2 separate regions of the Homo sapiens genome follow, and region 2 is linked to region 1. Evidence: chromatin contacts called from ENCODE POLR2A ChIA-PET data. All regions are on one chromosome and are shown on one strand. The core of a region is the stretch at or near the end of the contact, and the rest is flanking DNA. Distances in the headings are between cores, read along the strand shown.

Region 1 (3,636 bases), core at 11-2,510:
AGTGCAGTGGCGCAAACTCGGCTCACTGCAAGCTCTGCCTCCCGGGTTCACGCCATTCTCCTGCCTCAGCCTCCCGAGTAGCTGGGACTACAGGCGTCCGCCACCATGCTCGGCTAATTTTTTGTATTTTTAGTGGAGACGGGGTTTCACCGTGTTAGCCAGGATGGTCTCGATCTCCTGACCTCGTAATCCGCCCACCTCGGCCTCCCAAAGTGTTGGGATTACAGGCGTGAGCCACTGCGCCCGGCCAATTTGCTTTGTTGACAGTATAAATTGGCATAATGTTTTGGGGGAGCAACTTATATACAAAGAGACTTTAAAATGTTCATAAGATTTGATTCATTAATTTTCTTTATAAAAATCTATGCTTAGGAAATATCCTAAATATAGAAAAAAGTGTAAGTCTATTACAGTTTGTTGCATATAATAAAGGAAAATTAAAAACCATTTAAATATTCAATAAGGAACTAGTTAAGTAAACAAATAAATGTACATCCATTTATACAACCATTTAAACTAATAGTCATAATAATGTGAGAAGAATGCCTTTATAGTATAATATTAAAATCATAGAGTGACCACTCACATAGTGCTACGAAGTGCTAGGCCGTGTGCCTTTCCTATATTAACTCATTTAGTCCTTAAAATAACCCTATGAAGTAAGTCCTGTTATTATCCTCATTTTACAGATGGGAAAACTGAGCAGGTCATTTTCCAACAATTCGCTGACACCAACTGGATGTCCTACAGTTCAATTCGATTCTGACACTAACTACCTAGAATTAGCACAGACCCCCAAGTTAAGGGCTCAGTCCTACAAGGCCCTACGTTAGACACCAGCCATAGGTGGGATCCCCAAGCTATCTACACTTCAGCCTGGCCAACTACAAATTAAGCGGTTATCATGATCTTCCTTTCAGGTTCCATAATTTGCTAGAATAACTCACAGGATTCAGGAAAGCATGTACTTAGAATTATAATTTTATTATAAAGGATATGACTCAGAAACAGCTAAATGGAAGAGATGCGAAGGACGAAGTATGGGTTTGGGGTGATGCAGAGTTTCCTTATCTTCCCTGGGCAGCACTCTCCTAGCACATCTGTTTGTTCCCCAACCCAAAAGCTGCCTGAACCTAGTTGTTTCTGGGTTTTCCTATGGTGTTTCATTACCTAGACATAATTAAACTATTGGCCACATGACTGAACTTAATCTGTAGTACCCCTCCCCTCCCTGGATGTGGGGGTGGTGCTGAAAGTTAAACCCTCTAATCATGTGCTCCGTCTTTCCTAACATAAGTCACCTCATGAGCATAAATTCTGGTAAAGCTGACAGTGACTCATTATGAATAACTGACACTCCTATCACTCAGGAACTTCTAAGAGTTTCAGGAGCTCTGTACCAGGAACCAGGGGCAAAGAACAGTATATTTTTTATGTCACGCTGAGGCACAGAGAGGTTAACTTGTCCAAGATCAAATAGTATGTGACAGAGCTGAGATTGAAAATTTTAAAAATTCATATGTATGAACATATACAGGAAGGAAATATCCCAAAATGTTTAAGTTAGAAGATGGGATTATATTAAAACATATTTACTAGGATTATAAATTTATACATACAACGTCATGGGAAATGTAATCTTTACTACAACTTGGAGTGGAGATGTTGCATCATTTGACAATCCTAAAGTTGCAGAATATTAGAGCTAAAGAACCTCTTTAAAAATAAGGAACTATGATCCACAGCATGAGACTTGATCTATATCATACAGTGGGTTGATGACAGAACTGAAGCTAGAATCCAGTTCTCTTTGTTTCTGTCTGTCTCAATTTTATATAAATCAGCTAGATGCTCCTCTGGTCTGTGTTCATGTAGATTAGATATGGACACAGACCATAGCTTTCATATATGTTTGAGATCCTGGCCCTTTATTCAGACTTTCCGATTTTGTATAGGAATCCTCAGCCCCTCCCCACACTGAGACTCAAGTTTTGGCTTGGCGTAGGGTACCTCTGAGATGAAAGACCCAAATAGGACTCTCCTAACTGTCTCCCTGATCTAACCTTGGCCTCCATGAGGGGAAGAAGATAAATAAGGGTACAGTCTTCCCTTGGCAACCCCTTTTTCCAAGTTATCCCAGTTACCAACAAAATTTCTCTGTTACAGGGCTCTGTGGACTGTCCCACTCTGGAGTTTGAGTATGGAGATGCAGATGGGCATGCAGCCGAGTTGTCAGGTATGAGGTAGATGGGTCAGTAGCTAGTGGAAGAATGGCCAGGAGGAGAGGGAAGGGGCCTGTGATCTCCCTGGAAGCTTGTCTGTTCTCACCAAGTGGCTGTTGAACAAAGGCTGTTCTCCACATTCCTTTTCCTCTCCATCCAAGTGGTAAATATCTCTTTGTTTGTCTTCACATTTCCTTCTGTGATTCTCCTTGGCTATGGTATTCTTCATTCTGTCATTCTATCACTCTTTCCTGCTCACTCTTCTTTATTCTCTTTGAAAATAACTGATTTGGTGCACTCTCAAATCAGTTTTCTCTCCATCTTCTCCATATTCCTTCTCTTTTTCTCTTCCTGTCACCCATATCTTTGCCTGCCTACTTCTTTCTGCTGCCCTCTTTCTATCCCATGCCATCTCTTTTTCCTTTGTCTCCTCTACCTCCATCTTTTCCTTCTTCCTCTCGCAACTGCCCCTTATTAAAATCTCAGCAAAGTCCGAGGAAAAACTATAGTCAACTGGCCAGCTGAGCAAGGCTGGACATGTCACCTGCATCCATCATAGTAGAGTTCTGCTTGGATGTTTATGAGCTGGGGTTAAGTAATTCCATTCTTCTTTCAGTGCTGGCCTGCTTGTCTCTGTCTGGATTTTTAGCTTAGGGTAAATGTGATCTCCTCACATTAAGGGCCTCCATGTTACATGTGCTATGAATGCCAGTTATTAATAAACAAGCTTTGGGTGGAGATGTGTGAAATTTAAATATTCTGTCACATGGAAGTGATACTTTGAGGCATGCTTTTTCAGAGAAAAGAGACAAACAATTTTAAAGACGTTCTTGTGCATGAGCACAGAGAATAAATTTTGTGATGAGTGACAGAGAAATAGAGAGCTAAGTTTAATAACCAACAAAGGATTAGAATTCATAATAGGAATATGATATAAATATATATATATTTTAAAGAGAGGAGAGAGATGAGCAACCCAACAAAGAAATGGGCAAAGAATATAAATGGGAATTTATAGAAGAAAAAGCCAAATGGTCAATAAATATATGAGAAGATATTGAACTTTATTAGTATATGGGGAAAAGCAAATTAAAATAATAAAATATTATTTCACAATCATCAGAGTGCAAAACTTAAAAGCCTGGGGTTGGTGAGGGTGCAGAGAAATTAGTACTTTTATGCACTGCTAGACATGGGGGGAGCAGAGTATAAAATTGAAAAGCATTTTGCTTATATCTTGCAAAGTTGAAGATGTGCACATATTGTGACCCAACAAGTCTACTCCTAGATATCCACTCTAAAGAAAATTACACTTGGGCACAAGAAAATGTACAAAGATGTTTATTGCAGCCTTGTTTATCAGTGTAAAAAGTTGGAAACAACCTACAATGCTCATCAGTAGGGAAATGGATAA
Region 2 (3,620 bases), core at 859-3,358, 1.4 Mb after region 1:
TCCAGCCTGGGCAATACAGCCAGACTCCATCTCAAAAAAAAAAAAAAAAAAAAAAAAAAAAGGCCAGGCACGGTGGCTCACGCCTGTAATCCCAGCACTTTGGGAGGCCAAGGCAGGTGTATCACGAGGTCAGGAGTTCAAGACTAGCCTGGCCAAGAAGGTGAAACCCTCTCTCTACTAATTAATAATACAAAAATTAGCTGGGCGGGAGGCTGAGGCAGGAGAATTGCCTGAACCCGGGTGGCAGAGGTTGCAGTGAGCCAAGATCGCGCCACTGGATTCCAGCCTGGGCAAAAGAGTGAGACTGTCTCCGAAAAAAAAAAAAAAAAAAAAAATCAGAAGAATAAAGGTATGATACATTATTTTGCATCTGTGGGCTCTTCATATTAGCCCAGTGTGACAAGGTCATTTGGTATATCTTCCCACATTGCTTTTATGTCCTTGGGGAGAAAGTGGGGTACTGAGTTGGCAAGTAGTGACCACGCCAGGTACTCCTGTGTGGCAACAGCTGAGTAGTGGCAGTCGATTGTTTTCTGTGACATGAAAAGCCAGCAAACTGGCTTAAGGTCACTTCCCCTGGGGTTTGAGGATTTCACAAGGAGAGCTCTATCTGAGCAGGACATTTCTTTAAGAACGTAGCTTTGAAATGTTCGAGACATCAGGACAAAACAGTCCCAACCTGAGTATTGAGGCTGGACTACAGATGCAACTGTTACGCAACAGAACACACTGTGATAAGACATCTTGAGTTGGGTCCTTGTTTTCACATAAAGCAAGAGGCTAGTTTCCTGAAAATAAGTCTCCATGAAGAGACTGGCTACCCAGTTAACGGCAAAAAACCCCCATGGCTCACTAGTAAAGAGATGGAAGAAAACCAGTTGATAAATTAAAAAGGGCTCATTCATTCTCTTTCCAGGGCATGCATAGGAGAACAGAGTGAGACAAGTGGGATCTGCTTATTTTGTTGAGTCTTTCAGTGACTTTCAGCTGCAAGGGCAACTCTACTGAGAAGGAAAGATTTCACTCAGTAAACATTAGCATGTTTCCAACCCTGCCTAGCCTCTCATTTCCAACAATCAACTTGATTGTTCTGTATTTTTAGGCCAGGATACACTAGGGCTGAATTTCTGTAACTCAGGATGTTCTATTTTAATCATCAGCAATTTTAAGGCATGGCAACATCTGAAAGAAAAAAAAAACGTAATGACTCTTTCTTACACACAGAACATGCACTTAAAATTGTCAAAACTCTCCATCTCCAGCATTAAAACAATCATCTTTCAAGAACAAAATCCTTTCTCAGTGTCTCTCAGCCCACAAGCCATGAGAATGTGTCTCCATTTCAAAACCCAGTCTGTACCGTCATGCTTCCGCTGTTTCTCAGCAAGCTGCCTTTCTTTGTAACTTTTTTCTTCCAAATCTGATTGATAGTGAAGCTGGAGCCTGAGATGTAAATTAATAAACCACACCAGGAACTCCTTGCATGGCAAAAGCTGAACAGTACAAATCCATTGTTTTCCTGGATGTGAAATGCCAGTCTGTTCTTGCATGAGCAAACTGGATTAAAGTCACTTTCCTTGGGGCCTGCGGATTTCACAAGGAGAACTGCATCTGAGCAGGACACTTCTTTAAGATGTAGCTTCAAAATGTTTGGGACATTGGACACAATAGTCCTAAGCTGAGTATTCAGGCCGGACTATGGGTGCAACTGGTACTGCCCTGACGAGGGGCCACACAGCTCTAAGTCCTTCTTTGTTGCCCCATGTGCCTTGAATGGATGTTTTCTTATAGGAAGCGGATGAACAAGTTAACACAGGATCTGGCTGGGCTGCTTACTAACTATGTGATCCTGGGCAAATCATTTAATTTTTCTGAGCTTCGGTATCCTGATCTGGAGAATGGAGATGCGAATTTCTATATTGCAGTGGTTGTTAGGGTCATATGTAATGCAGTCTGTAAAAACAGTGGGTCACTTTTAAAGCACTATGTGAATGTTTGGTGTTTTATCAGCTGGATCAGAACACTGGAGTGCTTTTGAGGGAGAAGGCCAAAATGAACTGAAAAGTGATGGGAAGTGTACTCTGTGAAATAGTCATAGCTTCCATTTTTGGAACACTTAACGCATGGCAGACACTATGCTATGTGCTTCACATGGACTTTCTTGGCATTCACAACCACTAACATGGTTGGTGGTGGCATCTTCGTCTTTCAGAAGAGGGGCTAGAGACTTAGAAAGGGTACATGACTTCACTTCCTCTTGGTCACAGAGCTGGAGTGGCAGACTGGGACTCAAACTCCAACATGCCTGATTGCCAGCCCAGGCATTCAGCCAGCACTCTTTACTGCTCTGTCCTTTATACCATTCAGCGCATCTTCACATGGACCTCTGAACAGTCACTGGCCCCAAGTCTCAGGGTTTCATCAGTAAGTACATGAGTAAACCATGAAAGCCAGCTTTGGTCATGAGGAGTAGAAGTAGCACCAAATAGCTCACCAAGAGAAAGGGAGAAAAATTGGAAATTAGCACAATTTGGCTTGCACTGAATGGTCAGAAGACCTGGACCCTCCACCACACTTCTGACATGCAGTGTGACCTTAGGCCAGTCCCATCTTCTCTAAAGCTTCATTTTCCCACTAACCTTAAAGAAGTTCAAGTCAAAGAGCACAGTGATGAGTCCCACAGATCATGCTTGAGATGGTGACAGTGTTAAAATACTGACTCCAAAATACAGCCTGGCAGTTTATCTTCTCGAGTTTCCTGTTTCTATGACACTGTACGGTGAGATGGCCAAATGCAGACTCCAGAGCCAGAATGCCAAGCTCTGCCACCAGCTCCTCACACAACCCTGCACAAATCACTTTAACTCTCTGTGCCTCAGTCTCCTCATCTGTAAAATGAGGGTAATAGGCCGGGTGCGGTGGCTCACGCCTGTAATCCCAGCACTTTTGGAGGCTGTGATGGGCGGATCACGAGGTCAAGAGATTGAGATCATCCTGGCCAACATGGTGAAGTCTCGTCTCTATAAAAATACAAAAATTAGCTGGGCGTGGTGGCATGTGCCTGTAGTCCCAGCTACCTGGGAGGCTGAGGCAGGAGAATCACTTGAACCTGGGAGGCGGAGGTTGCAGCAGTGAGACGAAATCGCGCCACTGCACTCCAGCCTGGCGACAGAGTGAGACTCCGTCTCAAAAAAAAAAAAAGATGGTAATAACTGGACCTAGCACATAAGGTTGTTGTGAGGATTAAATCAGGTAAATATGATGAAGCCATCTGAACCAGTGTTAGCACAATGTAAATATTCAGTAAATGGTAGCTATGATAATAAAAGTAATACATTAGTTTTCAATAAGCACATTATAAACAGAGATGTGGCTAAGAGATCCACCACAGCTGGTAAATGGAGAGGGTGCAGAGATCCTGCTGTCACATGCTTTGCCATACATTGACATATTCTGGAGTAACTGACTGCAAAGCTGAAATGGCATCCCCAACTGAATTTACTGAAATTCATATATTTAATATTTTTGACTGCCTTCTCTTCTTCCCAGTCTAAGACCTGAATATGGGATCTATACCCTTGTTTTTAAGCAGGAGTTCATGTTATAGATTCTTCCTGACC

The links. ChIA-PET counts read pairs that join two places held with the same protein, here RNA polymerase II (POLR2A).
Region 2: POLR2A ChIA-PET joins it to region 1 with 27 read pairs in CD4-positive, alpha-beta T cell. The contact joins two enhancer-like sites. POLR2A ChIA-PET finds 5 or more read pairs at or near these places in 2 of 52 experiments (CD4-positive, alpha-beta T cell and activated CD4-positive, alpha-beta T cell).

What each region holds. Positions count from the first base shown.
Region 1 is chr7:129,437,856-129,441,491 of GRCh38, forward strand. STRIP2 (striatin interacting protein 2) reads left to right here. Exons shown (of 21, transcript NM_020704.3): 2 at 2,167-2,236. Among named protein-coding and RNA genes, the nearest start is that of STRIP2, 5.2 kb to the left of the region's middle. Within about 2 kb of position 1,261, at least 5 of the 41 ENCODE cell types and tissues checked have a DNase peak (open chromatin) inside an H3K27ac peak, as active enhancers do.
Region 2 is chr7:130,880,248-130,883,867 of GRCh38, forward strand. LINC-PINT (long intergenic non-protein coding RNA, p53 induced transcript) reads right to left here. Exons shown (of 8, transcript NR_170176.1): 8 at 745-2,489. Among named protein-coding and RNA genes, the nearest start is that of MIR29B1, 4.5 kb to the left of the region's middle. Within about 2 kb of position 2,109, at least 6 of the 41 ENCODE cell types and tissues checked have a DNase peak (open chromatin) inside an H3K27ac peak, as active enhancers do.